Regions from separate parts of the Homo sapiens genome. Here region 1 is linked to region 2. Evidence: chromatin loops called from intact Hi-C (ENCODE). Cell type or tissue: GM12878. All regions are shown on one strand. Links, peaks and the distances in the headings refer to the core of each region. The heading gives the core; the rest is flanking DNA. Region 1 overlaps THRB (thyroid hormone receptor beta). Region 2 overlaps NKIRAS1 (NFKB inhibitor interacting Ras like 1).

The links. Hi-C counts contacts between places; a loop is a spot of excess contacts. Peaks named below come from ENCODE experiments on the same cell type or tissue, not always from the same donor. Only the 100,000 strongest peaks of a DNase experiment are listed, where the experiment ranks them.
Region 1: a loop joins it to region 2, with 2.6 times the contacts of the local background. A loop is called at or near these places in 3 of 110 quality-filtered maps.

What each region holds. Positions count from the first base shown.
Region 1 is chr3:24,138,888-24,155,140 of GRCh38, forward strand. It overlaps THRB (thyroid hormone receptor beta), which reads right to left. Exons shown (of 11, transcript NM_001354712.2): 6 at 13,503-13,603; 7 at 7,788-7,935; 8 at 4,614-4,819. It overlaps THRB-AS2 (THRB antisense RNA 2), which reads left to right and starts at 12,437. Exons shown (of 4, transcript NR_121667.1): 1 at 12,437-12,513. RefSeq lists an enhancer at 4,059-5,258 and a silencer at 14,127-14,327. In GM12878, for the core only: a CTCF peak has its summit at 10,360; no DNase peak of the experiment used is centred there.
Region 2 is chr3:23,892,300-23,908,079 of GRCh38, forward strand. NKIRAS1 (NFKB inhibitor interacting Ras like 1) reads right to left here. Exons shown (of 5, transcript NM_020345.4): 4 at 8,509-8,750; 5 at 1-1,038. The coding sequence ends at 796. Among named protein-coding and RNA genes, the nearest start is that of NKIRAS1, 17 kb to the right of the region's middle. In GM12878, for the core only: no CTCF peak of the experiment used is centred there; no DNase peak of the experiment used is centred there.

The DNA of each region.
Region 1 (16,253 bases), core at 9,208-11,707, 250 kb after region 2:
TCACCCAAAGCTACAACTTTGCATGAAAATTAAGGGAGCAGAATAATGACACAATGTCAGCAGACAATAATAAATGATGTCAATAGACAAGATTGTTGCTGTCAGGGGCTGCTACTGGAGGTCTAGAAGCGAGCTACCCTTGGTGGAGTGACCTGCTTTCCCTTGTTTGGCATCAGATGCTGCTTGTTCTCTTCTCAGCCTGCTTCTGCTTTTCATCCTTACTGTCATCACACATGAATTGTTGGTGGTGAAATTAGGCATTTCTGTAGCCTCAGAGATTTGAGTAGATTGGAGAAAACTAGAAAATTATATGATTTAAATGCTTTTGGGAGAAGCTTTAAAGAGTGGCTTTAGATTTATTATGAAAATCTTAATGGCTTTTGCAAAAGTTCCTCATTTGCCAAAGACTCTAATTTTCTCAGACCCAAATATAGATTTAAAATCCAGATCAAATCACTGTCTCTGTTTCTTTTTCTTTCTTTCTTTCTTTTTCTTTTCTTTCTTTTTTTTTTTTGAGACATGGTTTTACTCTGTTGTCCAGTCTGGAGTGGAGTGGCATAATCACAGCTCACTGTAGCCTTGACCTCCTGGGCTTAAGTGATCCATCTACCTCAGCCTCCTGAGTAGTGGGGAACCACAGGTGAGTATCACCAAGCCTGGCTAAATTTGTTTATTTTTTGTAGAGATGGAGTCTCGCTATGTTTACCAGGCTGGTCTCACACTTCTGGGCTCAAGCAATCCACCCACCTTGGCCTCCCAAAGTGCTGAAACTGCAGGCATGAGCCACTGTGGCCAGCCCTGTCTCTATTTCTGACTTGAGTGCTGGTCTTAAAGTGAAAATGGGTCCTGGTCTTAGACTGAAAACTATGTCAGTAGCTCCTTTTAGGGAATAATGCACTTACCCATTCCAGATAAATGAATACTTTCAGCTTTAATGACAACATGTAATCCCATATGACATATTTTTATACTATTGTTAACATGATAGGCCTCCTCAAATTCTTTTTTGGAACAAAATGGGACATCAACACATAAAAAATAAATAACACGTGGCAGTGTTGCAAGCACAGGAAAAGGGGTGTTAGCACACAGGAGAGGCAAATTCTAATGTGCAAAAAAGCCTGTTTGGTACATGATACCTTTCAGTACATGAATACCACTTAGCAAAGCTGTCTTTAAGTAAAGATTCTTAATGTCCTTGCAGGACTAATTCACTACTCAAAAGAGTGAAATTTTCATCCTGAGCATAAATACTCAGTTGGAGTCACGTTTCTGCAAGGAGTATATGTAAATATGTAAACTGGCTAAGACACAGGGCTTAACTGTACTATCTCCAAGGATGGGTGAGTGGAACTGTATGTTCAGTTCAACAAATATTTATCGAGTTCTGTTCTGGTTATTTATTGCTGTATAACAAACTAACCCCAAACTTTGTGGTTTAAAACAACAATTTTTAATTTTCTTTCTGAGTTCTGGGGATTGATTGGCACAGCTAGGGGGCCCTCATACAGCTGCCATCAAATGGCAGTAGAGGCTGGTGTCATGTAAAGGCTTTTTTACTCATATTTCTGGTCCCTGGGCTGCTTGGGAATCTCTCTTTCTGTGTGGCCTTTTTACATGGCTAGCTTGGGATTCCTCACTGCCTGGTGGTCTCAGAGTAGTTGGACCTTTATTATTATTTTTTATTATTCTTATTTTTTAATATATAGTCAACTGCTATGAGAGACCAGGTGGCTTCCCTCCCCCAAGGTACCCAAGTGGAAGCTGCAAGGCTTCTTATGACCCAACCTTAGAAGTAACTTAAATATCACTTCTGCCAAAATGCACTGTTTAAAGGCATCAGATACCAGCCTAGATTCAAGGGGAGAGGGGAACAGACTCTACCTCTCCCAGAGAGAGAACGGGCTGTGTATACAGAGATGAGAAATAATTTGATGGCAGCCATCTTGGAGAAAAGCTGCCACAAGTTTCCATCACACATAGCATAGATACTCAAGTGTGGAGGCTGAATGGAACATTGTTCTCCTGTGAAGAGATGCAGGGGTTATCCCAGGCACAGAAGGGGATTGGCTGACAGAAATGAAGTTCATTGTAGAGACAGACAGGACAGTGGAAGAGTCCTGATCCTTCCCAATAACCCTCTAGGGAAAAATGGCTCGGAGAAGCAGTTATTTACATTTGAATCAAGATGGACAATTTCTTGAGCAGATTAAAGATCTACAAAAGATACATTTCATGTCAGCCCTACAAGGAGAATAAAACTCTCTTGTGCATGGGTAATCTCATGGTTCTGACAGAAGCCTAATGGCAAATCATTCTGTGCCATAGATTCTTTCCATAGATGGTCAGGCTGGTGAACTGTTAGGAGCCTTTAAGTGAACAGTGCAGACCTCAAGACTGGTTCTAATGACTAGATATTGTGACCACACAGCACGAAGATATTTGATTATATTTTGCTTTATAGAGGTGGTTTCTCTGCTTCCAGACATAGCACAACGTCATCTCCTCAGAGATGCTTCTTCTGACCACCATGTTCACAGAAATGAAGTCTCTCCCCACTTCCAGTTCACAAACTCTTCATCCCATCACACTGTTTATTGCCTTCATTGCACTTACCACTACCTGCATTTATTTTGTTTGTTTATCTCTTATTATCTGCCTCCCACTAGAGGAATGTGCCTGACTTATTTACTTTCTGGCACATAGTATCCACTCAATAAATGTTTCTTAAATAAAGGAACAAATCTTTAAAGTCTGGAAAGAAGCACCTTATGACTACTTAAACAAGTTTAGTTGGACTAGTATCCCTTCTCTATGGGGAGTAAAGACAATAAAAGTATAAAATTCCCGGGAGAAGTCCAGGATGAACTTCAAATCTTCTACCTTACTTGGAATTCAGCTTGGTCACGACTTGAAATCAGGAGACAGTGCCAGGCCTGGAAGTGGTTTCTACAATGTCCATTTATGGGTGACACATTTGGGGAAAGGATGGATTTAAGTTTGCAATTAGGTAGGACTCTGTCTTGCTATGCCCCAAGTGTACTGTGTTAGAATTTGTCTATCAATCCAGAATTAGTGCTTTTGAATTTTCTGGCAGATATACCAGGGTGGGGTGAAGATGCAAGATCAAGGCACTGAGAGGCTGCTCCTCCAAAGAGCTGGGATCTTTCAGAGGCTTTTTGGGTTTGTGCAGGTGCCAAGATTGCATAGGGTAGTGGATAGAGACATAAATCCCGGAGCTGGCTGCATCCATCACCACTGTTTACCAGTTGTGGGAGCTCAGGCAAGTTTCCTCAACTTCTGTGTCTTACTTCTCTCTTCTGTAAAATGGAGATATTAACCACATCTACCTACAGGATTGGTATAGGAAGTTAATGAATGAAAAGCACTTAGAATAGTACCTGGCATATGGTAAAGGCCATCTAGGTATTTGCTGACATTGCTGTTAGTGAAAGCCATCAACAAAGTGCTGGCACTATTGTTTCATTACAACGAAAGTAATTGTGTCAGTACAGGTGAATTATGTATAAGCCTTTTCTTTCCAAAACTTCCTTTAAGGTTGTTGTTATGTTGTTTTAAGAAAAAGATCCACTATCTCATTGTAATGTTAATGTTGAGGTACAAGGATAATTATACCACTATATCTTCTTGTTCAGATGGGGAAGTACTCTAATGTGTCCTAGGGATACAAATGAAACCACAGAATATCTGTTGTCAGGTAGGTACTTGAAAAGGGTTTTATATCATAAACTAAGAGCAGAGTCAGTCTCTGAGATGGTCCAGCACTAGTAGGGCACGTAGTCTTTCTAATGAGGTGGGTGGAGAGCCTGGACTTGGAACCAGAAGACCGAGTTGGTTTTGGTGCCTGGCTTTTAGCAGTGCGATCCTGGGCAAGCGGCTTAAGGCCTTGGGCTTGGTTTGCATGTCTGTAAAATGGGGATAGTAATTCCAGCTTACCTCAAAACACTATGAAGTCTGAATAAAAAATGAATGGGAAGAATTTTCACAACTGGTAATTTTTATAAGAATATTAAACATCAATATTGCAAGGGTCTGGAAGGTCTTTTTTCTCTACACACTCGTGCCCACCAACCCTATCCCTACTCCCTCATTCCCATTGCCCTTCTTGAGTCAAGCTCATTTAATTTAAGCTAAAAAATTTTGACTTCTGTTGACATAAAAATATACTTGAGGCCTAGAGGCTATTATAAAGGGAATATTTGGGATTGAGTTCAGGGACTAAATATGTATATACTGGGCATCTAAGGAAAGAAATGGGTATAGAAAGTAAAAGATGGCAGACAAAACATTTTACTAATTAGTTGGTCTGGGAGTGGTCTTTCTAACAGTAAAAGCAAACTGATATAATGTGGCCTAAGAAACTGTTTTAGAATTCAGCAAATCACAAAGTAGATGGTAGGAGTGGCCTTTATTCTCACACAGACCTAGACTCAAATCCTAGCTTTGCAAGTTACTCAGCCTCTCAGAGCTACGGTTTCCCTATCAGTAAAATGAGGCAATAACACCAGTATCCCAAGGTGATGAGGACTGAATAAATTGAGGTAGAAAACACTGGCATATAAGTGAAACTGATCTGTGCAAGGAAGCCTTACCAGGAATTTCCGTTTTTGCTTCCAGTGGCTGCCTTGGGCGTTGGTCGCCACATGGGCTTCGGTGACAGTTTTGATGAGCTCCCATTCCTCGTCTGTGGGCTCTGGCTTGTGCCCGATGGACTTCTGCAGCTCTTCCCGCCGTCTTTTCTCCCGGTTCTCCTCTATCAGCTTCCTCTTGGCCAGCCTCTTGCTGTCATCCAGCACCACTGGGAGGGGGAGAAAGATGAGACAAGGCACACAGATGCTCCCAAGATACACAGCAAGCTGCACTTCCTGGAGCCTCAGGAGTGGGACCACTGATGCACAGATGGCTTACTGGGTCCTTCGGGGTGGGTCACACTGGGACAGTTTCTCTCCTCACCAGCAAACTGCCATTGACTAGTCTTGTCCAACATGGTCTCTAGAGCCAAACTCCCCATGACCGGCCAGCTTTTCAAAACAAAGTCCCCAGAGAACCTAGACACTGCGCACTCCAACTCCACAGAAGGTGGTTCTAAAACAGAGTGAAGCAGAGAGGTAAAATCCATACTACCCACAAGATCACAGAGAAATCTGTCCAGCCAGTCATCCGAATTCACTCTCTGGGTTTCTGTCCTCCCCGCTTCCCCTAAAACGGCTCTTAGTAAAGAGAACTTCAGGTTAAAGAAACGTTATGGAATTAAAAAAAGAAACGTTATGGAGCAGTAAGTGGGAGGCTCGTGATCCCTTTTTTTAAGAGGAAAAAGGACCCCAACTCTTCATGGCTCCCTTAAGGGCTAATTGGAATGTGGCTGGGCCTCACCTGGGCCTCAAGGTACTCACTGTACATTATTCTCTACCTGGTCCACCCTCAAGGGTGGTTAAAGAGTCCAGGCTTTGGAATCTAGAAAGACTTGGGTTTGAATTCTGATATTATTACATTCTAGCTGTGTGACCTCTGGCAAGTTCCTTAGGTTCTCTGAGCTTTCATTTCTTCCTATACAAAATGGGCTCAATAATACCCACTTCACAGAGTATTCAATGTGATAATGCATTATAAGTGCTCAGTAAATGCAGTCCTGACTTCTATCATTTGGGTGAAAGGAAAATCAGAAGGGCAGGTAACAAGAAACCTATATTTCTGTGGTCAATTTCCAAAACCAAAACCGTTTCACTAGACTTGGTAACTATCAATGGAATGGAAAGGCTCAGGTTTTACATTGCAGAGTCATAGTATTTTAGAACTGGAAGGGAACTTAGACGTCATCTAGTCCTACTCTGTCTTTTCACAGAAAGAAGAAGAAATTGATCCAGAGAGGTCGTGACTTGCCTAAAGTCACAGAGCAAGTTAATGGCAGAGCCAAGGCAAGACCCAGGACTCCTGACTCCAGTTCTACGACATCACTGTCCTAGGGCCATTTCTTGATGAAGGTGTGACCTGGTAGGAAAAGAAAAAAAGCAGACATAGCAAGAGAAGGAGAACCAAGGTGCCTAGCTAGTCTCCCATTTAAATATTCTAATTTAAAGAGAATATTAAATTCCAGACCATTTAGATTTGATTGGATTGTCAAAGTCATGTGAGCGCTTACAAATGAGGAAAATATGAATGAGCCCTGTTAAGTCATTTTGGTTCAGTTACTAAAGGGAAAGGAGGAATGGTAATAATACCCTCAACCCCTTCCCAAATGCTTCCGGTGTGCCAGGGACTGTTGTATTTGATGAACATTATCTAATTTAATCTTGAAAACAACTCTACAAGGTAGGCAATGATTTCACAGAAGGAAAATCTCAGCTTAATTCCAAAGGTCACACAGCTAGTAAGTGACAGATCTGGGACTCGAACAGAAGTTTTTCTGATTAGAAAGCCTGAGCTCTTAGAATCCCTCACAAGCAAGTAAAGGGCACTCAAAATTTATTTCCATACAGTCTAGATTAACACTGAGTTTTTAAACCTCATAGACACTAGTATCTTAAACTTCTCAATAGAACACTGAAATAGATAATCAATAATAAGTTTGTCATAGTGGCATATCTAAGTATTTGGCTGTAAGTCAATCATATTCACATATCCCTATCAGGCATATTGTTGGCAAGGGCTAAAGGCCTTTAAGAGATAAAGATAAAGAAAATACTCAGCCAGAGGTGGGGATTAACCCAGGATTTCCAGCCTAACACTCTAACATAACCCTCTTCCTTTTTAAAGATTCTCCATTCCTTCTTCTTTAATGGGCAAACCAGAACATTTCACAGATTTTTTTTTCTCAGTGAAAGAACTCTATTTCTCACATAAAATGTGAGTCATGATTACTTCTTTCATCAGGAAAAATCCTCACTGTATTTTCTTTTTTCTTTCTTCATTTTTTATCTTTCTTTTTCTTTTTAATTTTTAACTAATAGTTGGAATCTCTCACTGATGTGCAAAAAATTTATGCCAGTAGAATCATTAATACTGATGCCTGGCAAAAGGGAGGCCACACATTCTGAATGACATGATTCTTATTTTTATGATTAGATTAATTAAAGTGACTGGTGTAAATCCCTCGCACAGTGTGGGGAGAAGAGACCCCAAGGGCTAATCTCGCCACCATATGCTGTAGCACTTTGAAAACTGGGTAGGACGACTTCAGCTCGGAATGTCTTTATTGCTAAAAATATAACAAACAACCAACTGCAGGATGACTCATGCAATAGCACTCAACTTTGCATTCTTCAGAAATTTCTGAACACGATGTTTTCTGCCAGCGCCCCATCTCCAAAAATGTCCATAAAATAAATTCCTGTCTTTGCTCTTGAAAAAATATTAGGACTAGTCCCTGAGGCTCTACCCCATGTGAACACTGTGTATAGAATGATACCTTATCAAGGTAAATGGACCAGACCTCTCATTTGTAATCTCTGTCTCAAACAGAGTGTTGCTAACAACTAGGCCTGCAAATGTGATAGGGATAATTTAACTGCATTTCCTCCTCCATCATCCATACTTTGACAGTTAGGAGGTGGTATGACAGGGTAGGATGGAACCCACCCAGCAATGGCTCCCACCTCCCTTTCAGGGCAAGCCTGGATGTGGGGAGTGAGGGGTGTATGCGAAAGTAAGGTATTCCCTTCTCTGTCTTCTTGGGTTCCTGCCTTCTTTTCTGCCCAGTCGATCTCCTTGAACCAAACTGTTTCCTAATCAACATTCCTTGAATATGAAGCAAGTGAAGATCTACTTACAATCTGTTGCCATGCCAACATAGATGCATTTCTTAAAGCGACATTCCTGGCACTGATTTCGCGTGACTTTGTCTATGACACATTTTCCTTCATATTTACAGGAATAGGATGGATGGAGATTTTTCTGAATGGTTCTTCTAAAGAAACCCTATATGAAAAACAAAGACCCAAGACAACAGTTTCATATTTTCTTGAAATCAGTGATTCTGGAATTTTGTGTCCATATAACTATGAGATGAATCGTTTTGGACCTTAACCTGTTTCTAGGCCTCTAGCTCCACATATTCAAATATAAGACAGTTGGCCCAGAAGGATCTAGAGAGTTCTAAATCTGAGCTGATGATGCCATAGGACTACAGAGTCAACACCTTTTTTTTTGGTCTTTATTCAAGGAAAAGAGGCTAGTAGGAACATCTAGCGCTTGTTTTTATTTTTTCTAAATATTGAATATATAAGTAAATTATACTGTTCTATTTCATATACTGACATAATTGTGTTGCTAAATTAAGCTATGAGGAGTTTTGCTACTTTATACTGAGTAATAAGAGAGCTCCAAGACCAAGAAGAAAGTGAAAAAAATGAAAAGACATGGATACTTGCAATACTTTATTAATTAAAAATCTAATAATTTAGTAATTAAACAGATGTACTAGCTGGCTTCCTGGATTTAGTTTAATACTTGTTTTTGAATCTTGAGACAGCCATGATCAGCTCACTTAGCCTTTCAAACAATAGGACTCAGGGAGTAGAACGCTCCAGGTTTTCTACCAAGTTTTTCCCCATAGCTCATTGCATTGAGGTTTTCCTTTTATAACACTCTTTCTTTGGTATCTGTAGACATACACCTACAGGTTCAATGATTCTTCCTTTCTTAAGGCATGAGAGAGCACCTCTGTAGCATCTGGGGACACTGTTTAGTTCTAGGTTTGGGTGACTTAGGTAATATTCTCAAGAATGTGCAATACTAGAATTTTTCTGGACGTGATCCTCAAGTTGAGGCAACTGTCATCTGTATTGTAGAAGTTAATAACAGCAGTGAGCACTTATTGTGAGGGCACATTGCTAAGTGCTGTAGAAACATTCAATATCCTTCTATCTTCCCTACAATCATGTAAAGGAGGTGCTCTAAATATTTCCATGGTAGGGATTAAAAAAGTAAACCTCAGACAGGTTAAATCGCTTGCCCAAATCACATGGTAAGTACATGTGGGAACTTCAGGTAGGATGGAAACCACCCAGCAATGACCCCCACCTCCCTTGCAACCCAGGAGCGGCACTCCACATCTTACTTGCTTAACTGCTTATATGATGTATAATGAAGTAAATTTTACTGTATTACTTGAATGTTTTAGATCAACAGATTATAAACAGTCCTGCCCCAGCCACTTAAAAAGTTCATTTTAACTGTTGGTAGGATAACAAGGCAAAATGAGTGTTTTAAAATGTAAGAAATTAAAAAAAATTTTTTTTGAGACAGAGTCTCGCTCTGTCACCTAGGCTGGGGTGCAGTGGTGCGATCTTGGCTCACTACAACCTCCACCTCCAGGGTGCAAGTGATTCTCATATCTTAGCATCCAGAGTAGCTGGGATTACAGGCGTGTGCTACCACACCTGGCTAATTTTTGTATTTTTAGTAGAGACGGGGTTTTGCCATGTTGGCCAGGCTGGTCTCGAACTCCTGGCCTTCAGTGATCCGTCCTCCTTGGCCTCCCAAAGTGCTGGGATTATAGGCGTGAGCCACCACGCCTGGCTAATTTTTGTATTTTTAGTAGAGATGCGTTTTTGCCATATTGGCCAGGCTGGTCTCCAACACCTGGCCTCAAGTGATCCGTCTGCCTCCGCCTCCCAAAGTGCTGGGATTACAGGCATGAGCCACTGTTCCTGGTGGCAAAACAAGTTTTGATGGATGTCTTCTGCTAAGGCCTAAAGGGGTCCTCTAACTTTGCTAGATAAATGGTGGGAAATATCAGTTGATCTAGATTCAGCCCAAATTTTTATGATCCCGGTTAATGTTCTTTGGCTTTGATTATATACGTATACCCTATTGCATATTCCTCCTTCAGACACAAAAGCTCTTTCTTATTATGAAAATGCCCGAGGTAGGATTTTATATTGGGCAAAGCAGAATAAAATAGAAAAACATCAGGAATAACTGAGACTAACAGACTTGATTTTGGGGCGTATATGCAAATCCCTTATCATTTCCATTGTTCAAGTTCTAACAGAAAACTGTCAATATTATATTTGGGTTCTGTGTTCCTAAGCACTTGAGTCCATTAATTTCAGTGATGTTCATACACTGTTACAAGATTCACTCATTCACACGCAGGGCAGTTGTTGGAGATGTTGGCAATGATTTCCTGGGTGTGCAGGGTGGGCAAATCTTGCCAAAGCATGAATGTCAGAGCATGCCATGAGAGTGAAAAACAAGTTTCCCTGCAAACCTAGCTTTTCTCTCTGCTACCCTCTGACCAAGGAGGGCAAAGGAGAACTAAAGAAACCCAGAGATTCCTGGCAAGAAGATGTATGTCACAGACAGGGAGGGGAGGGGTAGGGTAGCACGCCTCCTTCTGGAGGAAACAATAATTTCCTAGAGGTAGAAATACCAAAGTCCAAGACATCCAGTAAGAATGCTGACGGCTTACTAGGATAGGAAGATTGTTAGTCTATCTGAAGTTGGGGAGACCCTTGTCTCCCTCATACTCTGATGCTGACTCATGTTCAGGGGTGGGTTTAGGGCAAGGAGTACATTGACCAGTAAGACCACGCTAAGCAGAGAATGAGGTGTGACACACCAGACACTCCAAAAAGTCACTCTGTTCACTTTTTATTGGGATGAATGAAATAATTTATACTTTGCTTATTTCCACAAAAGAGTTGAGATAGCTAGCTCTACTATACACTATGCCATCTTTTCTGTGGCCTATCTCTGATGACTTGTCTTGGGCACTTCATGGACCAAATCCTTTTAAAGATGTTGGCCTTTCTTTTTTTTGTTTTTTCTTGATTTTCTTCTTAAAATGTTGGCCTTTCTTAAGCTATAATTAAAGCATATTTTGATGTATGATAAGGAACCACTTCATTTTAAAAAGTAACAGAAATTAACTCTTGGAAGTGGACTTGAAGACATTTAAAACAGTCTACTTATTTTAAAAAAATCCTTTTAGAGATGAGCTGACAAAAGAGATGCCCTGGGCAATAAATAAGGACATATATTTCATTGATGATTTGTTGGTAAGAAGAGGTCTTGCTTTTATAAATCAATATCAGACATGTTTCTTTGTATTCTGAGAAGAACTGTATCCATTTTTTAGTACTTTGAGATGATTCACTGATCAATGTGAAAAGGAGATAACTCACTCTTCTAGTTCACTATTCAGGCAGCTGTTGAAAAGCTTTGATTCTTTCTCTAAAAATAGTTTGCTGTGGGACAGTATCAATATCCTTTCTACAAAAGATGTGTAAAAACTTGGATATCACAACAGACATGACATCTCCAAAAGATTTCACTCTTCTCAGGGTGAAAACTGGCAAAAAGGATTCTCTCCATACACATTGCAAGTATGGGGTAGAAATATTTTTAAATTACAGGTTTGAATAAACGATATAGGAAACAATTAACCCTTTCATCTTTCACCACTCTTAAAAACCGTGTTTCACTTGAAAAACTCGTTTGTCTTTTTCCAAGATGCTTTGTCATTATATTAAGTGATCCGCACAAGTACCCTGGGAAGGCTCTTCTCTGATTTTACAATGAAGGCAACCCTAGAAACAGGATTCTGACCTGAGACAAAGTCACAGAATCTGAAAAAAAATCTAGATTTTGCTACACGATTTCTTCTTTTAAGAAAACCTCAGCTGATCCAGGCTCCAAACATCCTGTGATCTAGGGAAAACAGGCTAGTTGATTTCTTGATCATCCTGAAGACATATGTGAGGCAGGGATATAGGTTAATAGGCTCAATTCTCTCTTTGTTTAAGTCAGTCACTAATAACGTATTGTCCTCTGTAAGGCACATTCACTCTTTAGAGTCATTTTGGGGAATTAAGTATTAAATTGAATTCCATATTAAATGGAATCAGGATCTCTCTCCCAGAATTCGAAATTTCCCATTATGCGCCGATTTAGAAGAATCTCAGTGCTGCAACTAAGGTAGGGAAAGCCTTATGAATTGGGACTAATTTAGAGAAAAGTCTAGTTTGAATTATCGAACTTTTGGAATGAGAGTAGGTACCTAAAGTTATGTAGTTTTATTACTTTCAAATCAAGCCAATAAAACTACTTTCAAGAGACTGTCTGCAAGTCTCTAATTAATAAATAGCCAGAACTTACTTGTAATTAGATTCATTAAATTCCCTAAGACATTATTTTCATAGATGTAATGGCAACCTTTAGCCCAGTCTTTGTTAAAGGACTACGAATTCCAGATCAAAGGGGTCTGGATAAATAAGAACATGTTACACCACATTCCAAAAAGCAAGTCTTGCAACCTTAGAAATTACCCCTTTCCAATGGATGTATTATCTCAACATTTTTAGCAGCCTTCTCCTAAATGTTTCCTAATGTCACGTACAAAAACATAGGGAATTTGCATGGAAAATCTTCCACTAGGGAAAAGGAAAACACCTTAATTTGAAACTGAGCTAACATGTTGATTTGGGGGCTTTACGAGCAAGGGTATGAACAAAGCGGGGCAGTTGGAGAAGCGGAAGAAGAGAAAAAGAGGTAAGGTGGATGAGAGAGGAGGGAAGGTGAAATGTTTTATACATTTAATACAATTTTTGCTTTAGGGTTTACATCTTGATAATTTAGTTTTAAATATAAGAGGTAAAAAAGACAAGGTATTTAACAAGTAAACAATTTTAAAAGTCCTTCCCTGACTTTAAATACTTCTTTATTTATGAAACATTAGCTGAACAGACACGAAATACAGCACTGGGTCAAGCTTTTTCCTTTATGGTAGATTTCATTTTCAAGGCTAGATTGTTGGACCAAAAGATATTTTCCAGAAACCTTATCTGAATTTTGTTGATGAAGTCTTGTAAGTAGGCCAATTTAGGTTCAGTTTCAGGAAGTGAATGGACTGATCACTGGTATATTCTTGTCAAGTATTTCCTGCAGATAGGACTGTACAGCACAAAATTAGCCGATGGATGACCAGAATCTACTTAGTCACTGCAGGCTGTGCGAAAAGCCAACTTGGATAATTTCAGAACATAACTGAATCTAAGTAGCCTCAAAGATATTCCCTATTGGAACCCTTGAAAATGAGCATATTCACTCAGACTAACAGCAGAAAACAGCCTGTGGTAGAGTAAACTCTGTCTCCTCCAACACTGTAGATAAAACAAGAAGAGAAACAGTCATTTCTCGGGATGACAACATGTTAAAAAGGACCTATGCTTTTTAAACCCAAAGTAAGAGTTTTATTAATTTCTTTTTATTTTATTGATTCTCTTCCTGTTTTAAAAACACTTGCAGAAGTAAAGAAACCAGACATTACACTCATTTAGTTATTTATGATTTGGGAAAAAAATTCAGTTCTTGAACATGTCAAAAATGAAGAGCACAACCAGACACCTGGATGATCACAGACCATGGATGTTAGAATTTGATTTTAATTTGAATTTAAACTTAACATTGCATTCTGGAAGAGGACTGGGAGGGGACTGGAGCTGGGCTAAGCTCTGTGCTTGTGGACCCAGGGCAATTACCTTGCAGCCTTCACACGTGATACAGCGGTAGTGATACCCGGTGGCTTTGTCACCACACACTACACAGAGCTCGTCCTTGTCTAAGTAACTGGGGATGTACCCTGTGAAGGAAATAAAAGAAGGAATATTAAAAAATAATATGTTAACGTCAAAGAGACACTATAGCTAAGGTTGCTAGGCCAGAGACAAAATTGGCTTGCCAGGAAGAGGTAACAACAGTAAAGACTTAGTGAAACCAAACGGTAAGAATTTTATACTCATAGAGTTAACATAGGCCCAGGATTTCAGAATGCCTTAGAAATAGCTCACACCTATAATCCCAGCACTTTGGGAGGCCCAGGCAGGTGGATCACCTGGGGTCAGGAGTTCAAGACCAGCCTGGCCAACATGGCAAAACCCTCTCTCTACTAAAAATACAAATAATTAGCCGGGCATGGTGACAGGCACCTGTAATCCCAGCTACTCAGGAGGCTGAGGCAAGATAATCACTTGAACCCAGGAGGCAGAGGTTGCAGTGAGCTGAGATTGTGCCACTGCACTCCAGCCTGGGCGACAAGAGCGAAATTCTGCCAAAAAAAAAAAAAGAAAGAAAGAAAGAAAGAAAGAAAGAAAGAAAGATAGCTGTGATCACTTGCTGTGCAGGTGGGAATGGCAGGAAGGCTGTAGAGCCAGTGACTCAAGCAGAGAGGCCAGGATTTGAGCACTGTGAGTTCTAGATAACACAATCTATTTAACAAGGCTTATTTCAAAACCTGTTTTCACAAGATTTGATCCACTTTGGAATCACAGTACCATGCAATGAATTCAGAAAACTTTATAGCTGGAAAGGTCCCGGGAGATGACGAAGTCCTTGTAAGGTGAAGAAACAGGCCTGCAGAGGTTTGGCCTTCCTCAGGGTCTCACTGGAAATTACAGGCAGGACTAAAACCCCAGTCTCTTAATTTCTAGCCCTCCAGTGTAATATGCTGGTCTTTTTCTAAAAATGGAGAGTTGACTTTAAGTAGAATGAATTTTGCCACCTAAAAAAGTTAGGTAAACTTGTGATATTATGATATGCAATCCAACAACACTGGATAGTGTGAAATGACAGAGGTTTTGTTTATTAAGAAAAAAGGAAAATCCAACTATGATAACTCTCTTTTTTAGTGGACAATGAGTTTATTAGTTTAAATTCCTTGACTCAGGAAGCTAAAAAGCACAAAAGCAGAAGCCTCCTGTTTCCCTCCTGTCTTTGCTCCTTCAGCTTCCTGTGGAGAGGATGCCCAGACACAAGATGCTGATTCAGGAGGGCAGGTTCATTCTCCCCTCTATCAATGGTTTACCATTGATAAATTATGTGATATATAGAATCACACAGCTTCACATAAGACCAAACAATCAAAATGAGGCAGGATTGGTTGGGATGTGAAGAAGGAAGAGGCTGAGAAACAATCCTTTCTCCCTATCATGGTCCTTATGAAGTTTTTTGACTCAGTTCAGCAAAGTCTTCTTTGTTCCAATAAAGATTAGCTAGGTTGAAATGACTGATGCCTTACTGTGTATCTTACCGTGACATTTCATAGACCTTTTATTAAACTAGGTCACTGAAGTCTTGCTTTTCAGAAAAAAAGCCATTAAGGAAACAGAATGAAATAAATCCTTTTCATAATTTCTTAGAAATTATGTTGCTCCAACTTTAATTTAGAAAAATGTTCCTTCTTGGGAGGCAGATAATTGACTTGAAAGTGAGGTTTAGTAATGTACAGGATTATATTTTTAAATATCACAGCTTTTCTTAGTTTACTTTTGCATCATGCAAACCATGATTCATCTGTTGAGTTCACTGCAAGGGTTTCAAAACTCTTGTCAGTCATTTTTAAAAAGGGAATTCTGGGAAGGATCTGGGCAGAGAAAAAAGGGAACTAGAATGCTTTGCGCGTTCATTCAGTCATTTATCTATGAATTCAGAAAACATTTATTTAGCATCTACATGTGCTTAGCATTGTTCTAGGTGCTGAAAATACAAAAATGAGTAAGACATGGTTTCTTCCTTTGTAAACTCATAAGCTGAGTTCTGTTTCTGTAGCCTTGGTCATTCTTCAATGAGAAAAAGAGAGGTGAAAATGAAGGGAAGAACATGAAAAGATGCTCAACATCATTGCAGGGAAATGCAAATCAAAACCACAATGAGATACCACTTTACACTCACTAGTATGGTTTTAACAAAAATGACACAGTCACAAGTGTTGGTAAGGAGGTGTGCTCATGTGCTTTTGTGTGCATATAAAGACCTACTTATAAAACACAAAGTAACTTTTAAACCACAAAGTAACTCAATTAGGAAAACAGGCACCTTCCTGGTAAAGGCAGATGGAATATACAGACCCATACTGTCAAAAAAGCTACATCTGAACCTCTTATACCTCGAGGTTATACACAATTAATCCAACAGAATGAAGACTTTCAAGTTCTTAGTATCAAGTATGGAATGCAGAGATAAGGGAAAAAGAGGTACAAGTCATTTCTGTCTAATCTCAGGTATGAGAACCAATTGTGATACACTTGAACACTGCTGTACTTGTGGGACATGACTTGGGAGGGGTCAAAACAAGGTGTCCAAGAACATTAACCAGAGTTGGGAAGATGCAGGTAGTTCCCTCTCACCTCATACTACCCCAGCCTGTCTCATGAGACCTGCTGGCTTTATCTTTTGGCATTGGCAGCCAGACACTGAAGATTTATTCCTACCTGTAGTTCAACAATTTATGTAGA
Region 2 (15,780 bases), core at 1,188-3,687:
TTATTGTATATGACTAGTTTTCTAGAAAACTATTCCAGAAGATACAGTCTTCCTTCCAGAAAATACAGCTTTACTGTCCTTAAGTGCCTAATCATTTTCAAGAGGAGGAGCAAACAGTTTGCCCTCAAGTATCTGGTCTATCAACAGGGGTCTGGCTAAGGAAAAAACGGCCTTAGAGCGTGATGAACCTACTTAACACTACCTGGTACCTCAACTCATGCTAAACATTCTAATTTGAGCAAAGCTAAATCATGGGTCTTAGTCTGTTTAGCAAAATCTCCACAAGATGAAATTTAGCTTACTACCCCAAACTGTTCAATGTTTTGGGTCCAATTTAGACACAAAAAAATGTTTTATAATCCTAGACATTAGATTAATGAACTTTTTAAAAACAAAGTCATGTTTGGGCTTAGAAGTTTGCATAATGTTACACAGAATGATTATGATATCTTCCGAAACAGCTTGGGGTTGGGGGGAAGTTACACATAGGTGCATTTGCATAACTATCCAAACTATTTTACTGTTTTCACAAGTACAACATAAATAACAAAGGTGCTAATTTCAAAGACAGGTTTCAAACAATGAGAATAAGAATATATTATTTCATATCAGGCAATAATAACCTTAGCCCAAATACTTTTAACATCTAAAGTGCATTAATTGACTTCCTTAGGAATTTTCCTAAGGACCAAAGGTAGATACAAATGGCCTATTTTAAATAGTAATATTACTCCATGTTCACAGACACTTAAAGGCAATCACTATTCAACATACAATTGTGGAAATTACTGATTTTTAGTTCTCAGAATTAGAGTTCCCTTTGTTTTTCCTCCCAGGCAAAGGAAAGCTTGATTTGCTCTGGGGTTGAGAAAGTTTACTGGCTAATAAAGTGAATGGTTCAATCAGAGTTTTCCGATCTGTAACAGTCACCTCCCACAGTCTTACTTTCTCACTTTTTGCCCACTGCTGTGCCACTTCAGCGTCCACTTGTCTCTGCTCAGAAAGGTCGATTTTGTTTCCTAATACCACAATTGCTACCTGAAAGAAAACGGATTGAAAAGATCATACTAGTACTTTGCCAACATCAGTTCCTGGGCAAAATGGAGACATAAGGAAAATTGTTCCACTTAACAAACCTGCTTCATTAAACTGATTCTCAAGTGTGACTGGATATTAGGATTTCACCTTACTCCTTAATGCATTTTTGTTAAAAATGGAGATGCTCGGCCGGGCGTGCTGGCTCATGCCTATATTCCCAGCACTTTGGGAGGCCGAGGCTCGTGGATCTCTTGAGGTCAGGAGTTCAAGACCACCCTGGCCAACACGGTGAAACCCCATCTCTACTGAAAATAAAAAAATTAGCCAGGCGTAGTGGTGTGCGCCTGTACTTGGGAGGCTGCGGCAGGAGAATCGCTGGAACCCGGGAGGCAGAGAGGGTGCAGTAAGCCGAGATGGCGCCACTGCACTCCAGCCTGGGTGACTGTGCAAGACTCCATCTCAAAAAAAAAAAAAAAAAAAAAAAATGCAGATGCTCTGTAGTTTGCTAACTGTAAAAAAAAAAAAATTAGCTCAGGTATGAATGGAAGATGGACTTGGGAAATTGGCATCTAGGATACAGACTGGTTTCAATGAGTCTGCATTTCAGTTTGGCTACACTTGATGTATGAGAGATTTGCAACATAGTACTTCAAAACAAGACAGCTGGAGCTGTGGGAGTTCTGTATCCATGAGAACAGGAATTGTTGTGTTCACATTATTCACAATACTAAAAAGGTGACTGCTAAGTGTCTGTTAAATGTATGGGCCAAAAACAAAAAAAGTATGTGCCAATAGGAACATTTTACACGAATGCTTACTATACACCAGACACTGCGCGTGACAGAATACAGCAGTCAAAGCTCGGGGAGGAGAAGAGACCCCAAACCAGATTTTCAGATAGTGCCCGTAAAGATTACACAAGACGATGTGACAGTAGACAATGGGCAGCAAGAACTGTCAAAGGCCTCTCTGAGGAGCAGCAGTGAACTCATCAGATCTTGGAACCACTACTGTCTTCCTTCCTGTCTGTACATTGAGCTTGAGCTCCCTGTGCTCCAGTAAGGCCATGCCTTGCTGGCAGGATGAAAGTGGGCCAGAGCTCCAGTTTTCTAGGGGAATCACATACTCTATCTCATCTTTCAAGCCCTCCTGTCATTCTTCATCACCCAGGGTTTCATCTTCATGTATCTCCCCCTACTGTGACCTCCATCTCCCTCTCCTCCCAACTGCAGAAACTCGTTCACTTTACCCCTTAGAATTCAGCAAGACTAACCCCCACTGCATCCTCCACCTCTGCGTCCTCCACCTCTGCTTTGAATGTTCCTTCACCTTTCCTAGTTGCCTTGCAGTCCTGCTTCCTCTATCACTCCCCTCCTACCACTACCACAAGGTTGGGGTAAGATGTCCTCCTTGTCCCTCAGTGCTACCTCCAATGGTGTCCTTCTCTAAAACCCCTGCAGAAAGCTGATGCTATCAGTCTGTTGTACCTACTAATCCCAGGCCGGCCCCCCAACTGCTCCTCATCACAGAGCTGACTCATGGTCAACCTGCTCTCGCCGTTACTCTGGTCATAATTCTTAGTGATTTCACTGGCCACGTAGATGCTGCTTCCAGTAACCTGGTCTCTTATTCTTTGACTTCTCCAATGGTCTCATCATCCTTACCTCAGCCATTCACCACTCCCGTGGTCATATCCTAGACCTTGTTTTGTTTGTTTTTTTTAAAGAGACAGGGTCTCTCTGTGTCACCCAGGATGGAGTGCAATGGCTTGATCATAGCTGGTTGCAGCCTTGATCTTCTGGGCTCAAGCGATCGTGATCCTCCTCCTCAGCCTGCCCAGCTATTTTTTTAATTTTTAGAGATGGGGTCTTACTTTATTGCTGGAGCTGGTCTCAAACTCCTTGCTTCAAGCAATCCTCCTGCCTCAGCTCCGCAAAGTGCTGGGATTACAGGCGTGAACTACCACATCCAGCCTAGACCTTGACATTGTAACTGCTCTCTATGATCTCAGTTCCAGGCATCCCACTCTGACTCCTGCCTTCCCAGTCATGCCTAATGCCCCCATTGCAAGAATTCCAAACACCACAAGGACGTACAACCTACTGGCTCTACTACCTTTATCATTGTCCTTCCACCCCACTCATGTCCTTAATTCCTCCCTACCCAGCTTAGATTATTTTTATTCACTCCCTTGCCCCCATTATCCCACCATATTCACCCGGCAAAACCCCTCCCTTGTTAAATTTAACTATTAACCAGACTCTGTGCCTACACCATTTAGCTGAATATGGCTGGAGAAAAACATACAACCCTGCTGGCCCAGATCATACCACTGATCTCAAATGAACTGATGTTCTCCGGCAAATGTATTACATTTTCTCCATTTACTCTGTAATGAGATATCGCATACCTTTGGTGCCCTTCTACAAGTTCCAGTATCTCCTCTTCCTTCCCCACTTTCCTTTCACCTGATGACCATATTGTTTCAGTAAGATACGCAATTAGAAGAGAATTTCAGCCAGGCACGGTGACTCACACCTGTAATCCCGTACTTTGGGAGGTGGAGGTGGGTGGATCATGAGGTCAGGAGATTGAGACCATCCTGGCTAACACGGTGAAACCCTATCTCTACTAAAAATACAAAAAAAATAGCCGGGCATGGTGGCGGGCGCCTGTAGTCCCAGCTACTTGGGAGGCTGAGGCAGGAGAATGGCATGAACCCGAGAGGCAGAGCTTGCAGTGAGCCGAGATCATGCCACTGCACTCCAGCCTGGGAGATGGAGCAAGACTCCATCTCAAAAAAAAAAAAAAAAAAAAAACTTCCACATTCTTCCGCCACCACATCTAACAACCTACCATCTTCCAAGCCCATTTGCTCTGCCTTAAAACCCATCCTCCTTCACCCGGACAAGGGTGTCACTCCAGCACTTAGTCCCCTCATCATCAATTTTCTCCCATTAGCATACAAACACAATCTTATCTAAATAAAACAAACGGCCGGGCATGGTGGCTAATGCCTGTAATCCCAGCACTTTGGGAGGCCCAGGTGGGTGGATCACCTGAGGTCAGTAGTTTGAGACCAGCCTGTCCAACATGGTGAAACCCTGTCGTCTAAAAATACAAAAATTAGCCAGGTGTGGTGGTGAACGCCTGTAATCCCAGCTACTCGGGAGGCTGAGGCAGGAAAATCGCTTGAACCTGGGAGGCGGAGGTTGCTGTGGGCTGAGATCATGCCACTGCACTCTAGCGTGGGCAATAGCAAGACTCCATCTCAAAAAAAACAAGGATGATACATCTATAGCCACAGGATGAATATTATACATTAGTTACCAAGAAAAAAAAACAGGGGTGGGTGGATGGGTGTGGTGGCTCACACCTGTAATCCCAACAGTGTGGGAGGCTGAGGAAGGAGGACTGTTTGAGACCAGGAGTTCAAGACTAGCCTGAACAACATAACAACACCTGTCTCTACAATTAAAAAAAAAAAAAATCTGGGTACTGATATGGAAACAACTCCAAGATATGTTACATGAAAAACAGAAGGTACAGGATAGTATGCCACCTGGTGTGAGAAAGGGAAAAAAGGCTAGGCACACGGTGGCTCACACTCATAATCCCAGCACTTTGGGAGGCCGAGGCAGGAGGATCACTTGAAGCCAGGAGTTGGGAGACCAGCCTGGGCAACAGAGCAAGACCTTGTCTTTGCAAAAAAATAAAAATAAAAATTAGGCAAGCATGGTGATGTACTCCTGTAGTCCCAGCTACTCAGGAGACTGAGGCAGGAGGTCACTGGAGCCTGGGAGTTTTAGGCTGCAATCATGCCATAGCTCTCAAGTCTGGGCAACAGAGCAAGACCCTGTCTGAAATAGGGAAAAAAAAAAAGGAGGAAAAATATTTTTAATGTATACTCCTATTTGCTTGCATTTATATAAAGAAACTCTGGATGACTGCCCCAAAACTAATAAAGGGGTAAAATATTTTAAAAAGCATGCTTAATGTACAGGATCTTGGTGGTTGAGGACAGCTGTGGGAACCAGACTGAACACAGTCCTTTTTACATATGATTGTCATTTTTGAACCATGTGCAAACATTACTTATTCAATTTTTTAAAACCAAACATGAAAATAAATAAATGCAACTTAAGCCATATCATGTCATTCCTTTGCCCCAAACCAGTGCTTTCTGATCTCACTAAAAGTGAAAGGCAAAGTGCCCCCATCACCTACAACACACCTCCTAGCCCACTCTGGCTTCACTGCCGATTCCTGAACATGGCAAGCAAATTCCGACCTCAGATCCTCGGTACTAGCTATTCCCTCCACCTGGAGCACTCTTCCTTCCAGACATCAGCTTTGTTCCCTCCCTCCTTACCTCCTTCAAATATCTGCTAAAGTCACCCTACAGAAAATAGCACCCTCATTCCCCATTCTGCTTTTCCACATAGCATCACTCATTGTAATGTATTAAATATATTTATTTACTGTCTCTCTCACTCCCAAAATAGAAGCTTTATTGGGATATGGACTGTTTTGTTCTCTACCACATTCCCTGTACCTAGAACAATGCCTGGCACATAGTAGTTGCTAAATAAGCATTCACGGAATTAATACGATTATGGGGATTGAAGAAGCATATGAGGAAGTTACTATTATTCTCCTTTTACAGATAAGGAAACTGAAGCAGAAAAGCTGAGAAGCAAAGCCAAGATTTAAGTATCTAGTACGTGAGTGTTCATTGACCTTTCAACTTTTGTGGGGCAGAGAGGGGTCTCTGGAGGATACCCAAGTAAATAATTACAGCATTTGCCTGTTTCGGTGGGAAAGATGGGAAATACGGGGGAGAGGAGCTTTCATGACTTCTTACATCTTTTCAAAACCTTGTGAATATGTTATCTATTCATAAAGTAAATTAGTATTCTAAATAAAATATCAATAACCCAGATGTCCTACAACAGATAAATGGTTAAAAAGAGTTTGGTACGTACCATGGAATACTACTCACCAAGAAAAAGAAATGAACTACTGATCCATGCAGTGACTTGGATGAATCTCCAGAGGATATGTGAGTAAAAAAAGCCAATCCCAAAAGATTACATATTGTATGATTTTTTTTTTTTTTTTCCGAGACAGAGTCTTGCTCTGTCACCCAGGCTGGAGTGCAATGGCATGATCTCAGCTCACTGCAACCTCTGCCTCCCGGGTTTCAAGCGATTCTCCTGCCTCGGCCTCCTGAGTAGCTGGGATTACAGGCGTGTGCTACCACGCCAGGCTAATTTTTGTATTTTTTTAGTAGAGACGGGGTTCCACCATGTTGGTCAAGCTGGACTCGAACTCCTGACCTCGTGATCTGCCCACCTCGGCCTCCCAAAATGCTGGGATTACAGGTGTGAATCACTGCACCTGGCCTGTATGATTTCTTTTATATCAGGGGTCCCCAACCCCTAGGTCATGCGCTGGTACCAGTCCAGGGCCTGTTAGGAACCGGGCCACACAACAGGAGGTGAGCAGGGAGCAAGCAAGCATTACCACCTGAGCTCCGCCTCCTGTCACATCAGTGGCATGAGGTTCTCACAGGAGCTGGAGAATCAAATTGTGAACTGCACATGTGAGGGATCTAGGTTGCATGCTCTTTTTGAGAATCTAATGCCTGATGATCTGAGGTGGAACAGCTTCATCCCCAAACCACCCCATCTCCATCTGTGGAAAAATTGTCATCCACAAAACCGGTCCCTGGTGCCAAAAAGACTGGGGACCACTGATTTATATAACAATCTTGAAATGACACAATTATAAAAATGGAGATCAGATGAGTGGTTACCAAGGGTTAAGGTGGGGGTGAAGATGGGAGGGAAGTGGGGCAGCTATAAAAGAGTAACATGAAGGATCTTTGTGGTGATGGAAACGTTCTGTGTCTTGACTGAATCAACACAAATACGGTGGTTATGATGTACTAGAGTTTTGAAGATGGTACCACTGGGGCAAACTGGGTAAGGGATCTCTCTCTGTTACTTCTTAAAACTGCATGTGACTCTATAATTGTCTCAAAATAAAAAGCTTAACAAAAAATATGCAAAAATCTAAGTTAAGAACATCTAGCCAGTACTTTTTGTTGTTGCTGTTTGTTTTGTTTTTTGTTTTTTTTCTACCATCTAGCCAGTACTGTTAATCAGTATATTATCTGGTTTCCTAGACAATGAAGAGTCCGCCACGTGAAGATCTGGAGAAAGATTTGAGATAAGAGAGTTCCAGACAGGGAAACAAGCAATTGAGAAAGCTTAATAGGAAAACAAAACTATCATGTTGAAAAAACAGAAAGTAGACTGGTGTCACTGGAGTATAGTGAGAGACAGGCAGATAATAAAGATGAGATGAAAAGGACAGGCATGGGCCAGGTAATCTAAATCTTTACAGACCACTGTAAGGCATATGAATCTTATGTTTAAGTGGTATATGGGTAGAATCCAATAATTATTAGGTTTCTTTTTTTGGTAAGCCTGAAGACAAGAATCCTATGTACCCAAGGAGATAATAAAAAGCCCAAGGAGGGCAGGCATGGTGGCTCATGCCTGTAATCTCAGCACTTTGGGAGGCCGAAGCAGGCGGATCACAAAGTCAGGAGATCGAGACCATCCTGGCTAACACGGTGAAACCCTGTTTCTACTAAAAATACAAAAAATTACTGGGCCTGGTAGCACACGCCTGTAGTCCCAGCTACTCAGGAGGCTGAGGCAGCAGAATCCCTTGAACCTGGGAGTTGGAGGTTGCAGTGAGCCAAGATCGTGCCACTGCACTCCAGCCTGGGTGAAAGAGAGAGACTCAGTCTCAAAAAAAACAAAAACAAAAACCCAAGGAAACAGCAATACCAAAGAACATAAAATGAATTATGTAGTACTTGAGATAAGAAGTCATTAAAATTCAACTTGTAGATGGTAACAAGCAAAAGGCAGAAAGTCAAATTCTGGTCCTAACTAAATTCAGTCAGACCTGTATTTCTTGGGTTAAGAAAAAAATTCTAGGCCAGGCAGAGCGGCTCACACGTGTAATCCCAGCACTTTGGGAGGCCAAGGCCGGCAAAGCACTTGAGGTTAGGAGTTCAAGACCAGCCTGGCCAACGCGGTAATACCCTGTCTCCACTAAAAATATAAAAATTAGCCGGGCATAGTGGCACACTCCTGTATTCCCAGCTACTTGGGAGGCTGAGGCAGGAGAATCGCTTGTACCCGGGAGGCGGAGGTTGCAGTGAGCCAAGATCGCATCATTGCACTTTCAACTCTTGCCTGGGAGACAGAGCGAGACTCCGTCTCAAAAAAAAAAAAAAAAGAAAAAGAAAAAGAAAAGAAAAAAATTGTAAAGGTTTTACAGATACTAAGAATATACTGTAATGATCTGAAAATAAACTACCCAAAAGTCTGTGCTATAATTTAAATGGTATTATAATTCACATTTGGCATTTTTAACATATCCACTTGCCTCTTTTTTGTCTTTGAACTTATCGATTTCTTTCTTCAGAAGCTCCACTCTTTGAAAGGATTCAAGGTTATTCACACTGTACACAAGAACGAAGCCATCAGCAAATGAAAAATAATGCTTTGGCAGCTCCACGCCTTCCTGTAGACCTCTGGTGTCATAAAGATGTAACTGTTCTTTTACTCCTCGGTCTGTTTCTACTGAAGCCATGTATACATCTTCCATTGTTTCGCAATCTTCCATTCCTGGGATTAAGAAAACAAATTACTCTTTTTGGCTAAGTCAGTGTCAACTGCTCCGTATTTTCTTGTCCTTTAGAAATTGGCTTTCTAGGTTTCTTATTTACCACATATAATAATCACATTTCTATTTTACTTTTTTTTTTTTTTTTTGAAACAGGGTCCTGTTCTGTTGCCCAGGCTGAAGTGCAGTGGCTCGATCTCAGCTCACTACAACCTCCGCCACCTGGGCTCAAGGGATCCTCCCACCTCAGCCTCCCAAGTAGTCCCTCCCAGCTGGGACTACAGGTGCCATCATGCCCAGTGAATTCTTGTACTTTTTGTAGAGACAGGGTTTCACCACGTGGCCCAGGCTGGTCTCGAACTCCTGGGCTCAAGCAATCTACCCACTTTGGCCTCTAAAGTGCTGGGATTACGGGTGTGAGGCACTGCACCTGGCGTAAACAAAATTCTTTTAAAAAATATTTCTTCTGCATAAAAATAAAAATCCCCTTCTTGTTTATGATCTTTTAAAAATGCATTTTACCACTTTGTTTCATTTGTGCAAGTTTTATCTCTTCAACTAGTCTCTAAGTTTATTAAGTGAAAGGAACCATTCTGTGTACACAGCAAATATTCAATAAGCCCTTACTGATAAAGGAATTAAAGGGAGAAGATTAACATTCTTAATTTTAATAAGTAGTGGAGAGACATGTGATAAGACAGGTAAGGTATAGTCCCAGTAACCACCTCCATATTTAAATATGAGGCCAGGCACGGTGGCTCACGCCTATAATCCCAGCACTTTGGGAGGCCTAGGTGGGCAGATCACCTGAGGTCAGGAGTTCAAGAACAGCCTGGCCAACATGGCCAAACCCCATCTCAACTAAAAATACAAAAATTCGCTGGGTGTGGTGGCGGGCACCTGTTATCCCAGCTACTCAGGAGGTTGAGGCAGGGAGAATTGCTTGAACCTGGGAGGCAGAGGTTGCAGTGAGCCGAGATCATGCCACTGCACTCCAGCTTGGATGACAGAGCAAGACTCCGTCTCAAAAAATAATAATAAAAAAATAAAAATAAATGAATGTGAGATACATCCAGAGGTAAAATCACATGGATAACATCCTATACCCCCCCCAATCATACTATGTTATAGTTTTTTTTAAACTAGTTACAGTTTTCCTAAACAACCTAAATACTGTAGAATGATTTGTTCCAGATGCCTTACATGAAATGTCCGTTAAGTATTAGATTACATAAAATCTCCACAAGTATTAGATTAAAAGGAATAATCACATGGTAATACATAGATTGGATCATTGAGAAACCAAAAATTTACTTTCATCAACATAACTCATAAGGAATGTATTCAGTGTTTAGAAAGGTAAAATTATTCATAAATCTGATTATGTATATACCTGTCTGTGTCATCCTGTCATAAATTAAGCCCTAAGGAAATTAAAGGTTATCTATTAAGACACAAACGTATTGGGCTTTGATTACAAATTAATTTAAAAGCAAAAACTACCAAGCATTTTGTCATGTGATTTTTTTATCCACCAAAAGCCAGTCCGGTTAGCCCACCTCCACCTGCCTCTCCAAAAGGGGGTCTAAAGTTTAGACCTTTTGATATTTTGGTACTCTAAAGATCAAATGAAGTCAAGAGTCTTCCACTAGTTCTCTAGATTTCCTCTCCCACTCCACGCTGCTGGGCAACTACCCATCTCGCACACCAGGGGAAGGCTTAAGGGTGCAATCTCTGGGGAGTATAAAATAGAGGCTGTCTAGACTGTGGGATAAAGGGAATGAGTTCCACCATGAAAACAGGGCAATTAAGTGACATGCCTGCGCACACACACATACTGAATGTTGAAGTCCTCCGGCTTTCCCTTTCTGCTCCCAAAACACTGGCAGCCAGCTCTTTATCCCCATCCAGGGGAATCTGGAGAATCTGGCCAACGGAAAAGGAAAAAATCCTAAATATACTGACATCTAGGTTTCCCCAATAAATGCCCCTGCCAGATCACTTTAGTGAAGCTCTAAGTCATGAACCCTATCCATATGCTTAGAGCTTCCAATTGGCTTTTTAAGTTGTATTTATTTATTTTTGAGACAGGGTCTCACTTTGTCATCTGGGCTGAAGTTCAGTGGGACAATCTCAGCTCATTGCAGCCTCAACCTCCTGGGCTCAAGCGATCCTCCCACCTCAGCCCTTCAAGTAGCTGGGACTACAGGTACATACCACCAAGCCCCACTAATTCTTGTATTTTTTTGTATAGATGGGGTTTCACCATGTTGCCCAGGCTGGTCTTGAACTCCTGAGCTCAAGCAATCTGCCTGCTTCTGCCTCCCAAAGTGCTAGGATTACAGGCATGAGCCACTGCACTGGGCCTAGGGGTCCATTTTTAATTATGAACAGATAACCAAGGTTTAGCAGACACCTGAAGAAAATAGAGACCAACAAGAAGAGACCGCTACAGAGAAACCAACTATACAAAGAAAAGAAAACAAAAACAAACAAACAAAAAACTACCTAATCTATCAAAAAAATAAGATAGTACATCCATGAAATAAGAACAGGATACTAACAAAAACTCAATAGAAGGGCTGGAAAATAAAGATAAGAATATCTACCAAAAAGTGGTACAAAAATATTGAGAGATGATAAACAGGAAAGGGGCAATAAGAAAATTCAAGGACTAGTCCAGAAGGTCCAGCATCCAAAAAGAGAGTTCCAGAAAACAAGGACAGAGAACACAGAGGAAAGAAAGCAATAACAAAATAATTCAAAACTGAAGAACATGCATTTCCATATAGAAGGGGCCCTCTAAGTGTCCAATACAGTAAATGAAAACAGACTGGCCAGGCTCGGGGGCTCACACCTGTAATACCAGCACTTTGGGAGGCCAAGGTGGGCGGATCACCTGAGGTCAGGAGTTCAAGACCAGCCTAGCCAACATGGTGAAACCCCATCTCTACTAAAAATACAAAAATTAGCTGGGCACGGTGGTGCGCACCTGTAATTGCAGCTACTTGGGAGGCTGAAGTGGGAGAATTGCCTGAACTCAGGATGCGGAGGCTGCAGTGAGCTGAGATCGTGCCACTGCACTCCAACCCGAGTAAAAAAAGAAAAAGAAAGAAAAGAAAAGATCAATTCTATGACGCATCACTGAAATTTCAGAACACTGGTGTCTTAGTCCATTTGTGCTTCTATAACAAAATACCACAGACTGGGTAATTTATAAATAGAAAATTTCTTTCTCACAGTTCTGGAGGCTGGGAAGTCCAAGATCAAGGTGCCAGTAGGTCTGGTGTGTTGTTATGGCACAGTCCCTACTGCAAGATGGAGCCTTGTTGCTGCATCCTTGGGAGGGGTCAAATGCTGTGTCCTCACATGGTGGGAGAGACAGAAGGGCAAGAGAGCACTCCCTTCAACCTCAAGCCCTTTTATAAGGATGCTAATCTTTCATGAGGGATTAGTCCTCATGAAGGTGAAGGGTGGAGCCCTCATGATTTAATCACCTCTTATAGGCCACAGTGCTTAATACTGTTACATTGGAGATTAAGTTTCAACATGAATTTTGGAGGAGACACTATCCTTCAAACCACAGCAACTAAGAACAAAGAAGAGAGCCTAAAAAAGTTTCCACAGACAAAGCATCAAGAATCATAATGGTTCCCAGATTCTCAAAAGTAGCACTAGAAGCAAGAAGACAATAGAAGCTGATAAAGTTAAAGAGACACACCTTCTATGAATCAGCAATTTCTAGATATGTATACCAGAATTTATCACATAATAGCCAGGATACATGTACAATAATGTTCCAGAGTAGCATTATTTCCAATAGCTCCAAACTGGAAAATAACCCAAATGTTCATGAAGACCTAACAGACAGAGGTAGTTTCATGCAATAGAATGTTACATCAATGAAAAGTAAACAACCACAGCTACGGCAAAATGGATGAATCTTTTATTTTTTTTTCTAAATAGAGATGGGGTCTCCTGATGTTGCCCAGGCTGATCTCAAACTCTGGGGCTCAAGTGATCTTCCCACCTCGGCCTCCCAAAGTGCTGGGATTCCAGTGGTGAGCCACCATGCCTGGCCTGATGTGTCTTACAAATATAATGTTGAGTAAAAGAAGCCAGACATGGATTAATTTAATTCATAGAAAATCCATAGGGCAAAAAATAAACTAGACCATTTAGTGACACACATATGTGGCAATTAAAAATAAAAAGAATGATTAACCAAAAGTCAAGGGAAGGAATGAGTTGCAACTGGACAGAGGAACACAGGGAGCCACTGGCCTGTCCTCAATGTTGTACTTTTTGATCCATGTGGAGATTATGTGAAGGTTTGTCTTATAATTATTAAACCATATATGCAATGCTTTCAAAATTCCGAAAGTATATTATTTTTGACCTAGAGTTCCATACCCATCAAAATTACAATTCAAATGTTAGTGTAAAATAAAGACAGTTTCAAACATGCAAAGCCTCAGAAAATGTATCACGTATATTTTCTCAGAAAACTATTTGAGGAGACCCTCCATAAAAACTAATATGTAATCATAGAAACAGGAAGAAACAGAACCTAACACAGATATGAAGTAAAGGAAATCACAAGCACAATTAGTAAATATCTCAATTCGGAAGCCCCAGGGTCACGACTACGTCCCAGGTAGAGGGCATGTTGAAGGCCATCATCACTGGATGTTCTGTTCTACTGTACAACCTTTTCAACCCCAGAAAAGTACTGGAAAATGTGCTCCAAAAAAAAAAAAAAAAGGTATAAGCCAAAAGAAGAAAAGAAGACAAGAGATCTAGGAAACAGGAAATCAAAACCAGGGAGAGGCCGGGTGCAGTGGCTCATGCCTATAATCCCAACATTTTGGGAGGCTGAGGCAGGCAGATTGCTTGAGGCCAGGAGTTCAAGACCAGCTGGAGCAACATGGTGAAACCCTGTCTCTACTAAAAACACAAAAATTAGCCAGGCATGATGGCGCATGACCGTAATCCCAGCTACTTGGGAGGCTGAGGCAGGAGAATCACTTGAACCTAGGAGGTGGAGGTTGCAGTGAGCCGAGATCGTGCCACTGCACTCCACCCTGGGTGACAGAGCGAGACTCCGTCTCAAAAAAAAAAAAAAAAAAAACCAAAGGGAGAAACAAAGGGGAAGTTCCATGATGATGGTGGCACAGTAGATAAGAGGACACAGAGCTCCTGAAAGGACACAGCCAAGAAAAAAAATAGATTATCTGATGGAGCTGACCTCATGCAGAACTGAGAAACATCTGGACTATGTGGAAAGAACTAGCAAAAGGTATAAACAAAACTAAAGAAATGACAAATACATGTTGGCTTCCATGAAAACAAAACAAAAAAAAGAATCACAGTATACTATACTGCTCTGCTGAGAATACCACTGACCCTTAAACAACACAGATTTGAACTTCACATGTCTTACATGTAGATTTTCTTTCTCCTCTGCCACCTGACACAGCAAGACCAATCCCTCCTCCTTCTCCTCAGTCTACTCCACATAAAAACAATGAGGATGAAGACCTTTACGATGAACCACTTCCAGTTAATAAATAGTAAATATATTTTTTCTTCCTTATGATTTTTTTTTTTTTTTTGAGATGGAGAATCACTTGAACCCAGGAGGTGGAGGCTGCAGTGAGGTGAGATGGCATCACTATACTCCAGTCTGGGAGACACAGATTTTATTTTATAGGCATTATCATCAAAGAGAGTGTCTTATATCCTTTGCAGTGGCTATTTTTCACTTACATTCTTCTTTTCAAATTTAAATAATGGTAACCTCTTATACATTTTAAAATAACCTTTATTTTTTAAAGCAGGTTTTTGTTTTGTTTTGTTTTGTTTTGATACAGTCTCGCTCTGTTGCCCAGGCTGGAGTGCAGTGGCGTGATCTTGGCTCACGATAAACTCTGCCTCCCGGGTTCAAGAGATTCTCATGACTCAGCCTCCTAGATAGCTGAGATTACAGGCACGTGCCACCATGCCCAGCTAATTTTTATATTTTTAGTAGAGATGGGGTTTCGCCATGTTGGCCATGCTGGTCTTGAACTCCTGACTTCAAGTGATCCGCCTGCCTCGGCCTCCCAAAGTGCTGGGATTACAGGCGTGAGCCACCACACCCGGCTTCTTCCTTATGATTTTAATAACATTTTCTTATCTCTAGCTTACTTTATTGTAAGAGTACAGTATATAATACACACAACATATAAGACATGGCAATTAACTGTTTATGTTATCAGGTTTAAGGCTTCTGGTCAACAGTAAGCTATGAGTAGTTAAGTTTCTGGGGGGACAAAAATTTGGTTGTCAACTGATGGGGGGGCGGTGTTGGCACCCCTAACCCGTGCACTGTTGAAGGGTCAATTGTACTGTATTTATATATGCCAGCAGCTCTCCAACTGTGGTCTGCAGATCTCATGAGGTCTCCTTTCAGGGGACCCACATGGGCAAAACTATATTCATACTACTACCAAAGCCATTTGCATTTTCCACTGTGTTGATATTTGTACTGATGTTGCAAAAGCAGTGGTGGGTAAAACTGCCGGTACCTTAGTGCAAATCGAGTCAGTGGCACTAAACGTATAGTTGCCATTAGATCCTCTCTTCACCATCCTGTGCTTGCAGTTAAAAAATTAAAAAGCCAGTTTTACTTAAGAATGTCCTTAATGAAGCAATAAAAATGACTAATTTTATTAAATCTCAAGCCTTGAGTATATATCTTTTCAATATTCTATGGAATTAAATGGAAACTATACATAAAGCATTTCTGCATGCAATTATGGTAACTGTCTTGAGGAAAATCTCTTGTGTGTTTTAAATTGCAAGCTGAACTAGCCATCATTTTTAAAAAGAAGAAATGACAGAAAAACTATGTATTTACAATATTTGACAAACATTTTCTCAAAAAGTAATAAAGGAAGCCTATCATTTCAAGGAAAGTAACTATGGTAACAGTATTTGTTGTCAATAAAATTTGAGCTTTCAGGCAAAAATCAGAATTGTATCCATCAT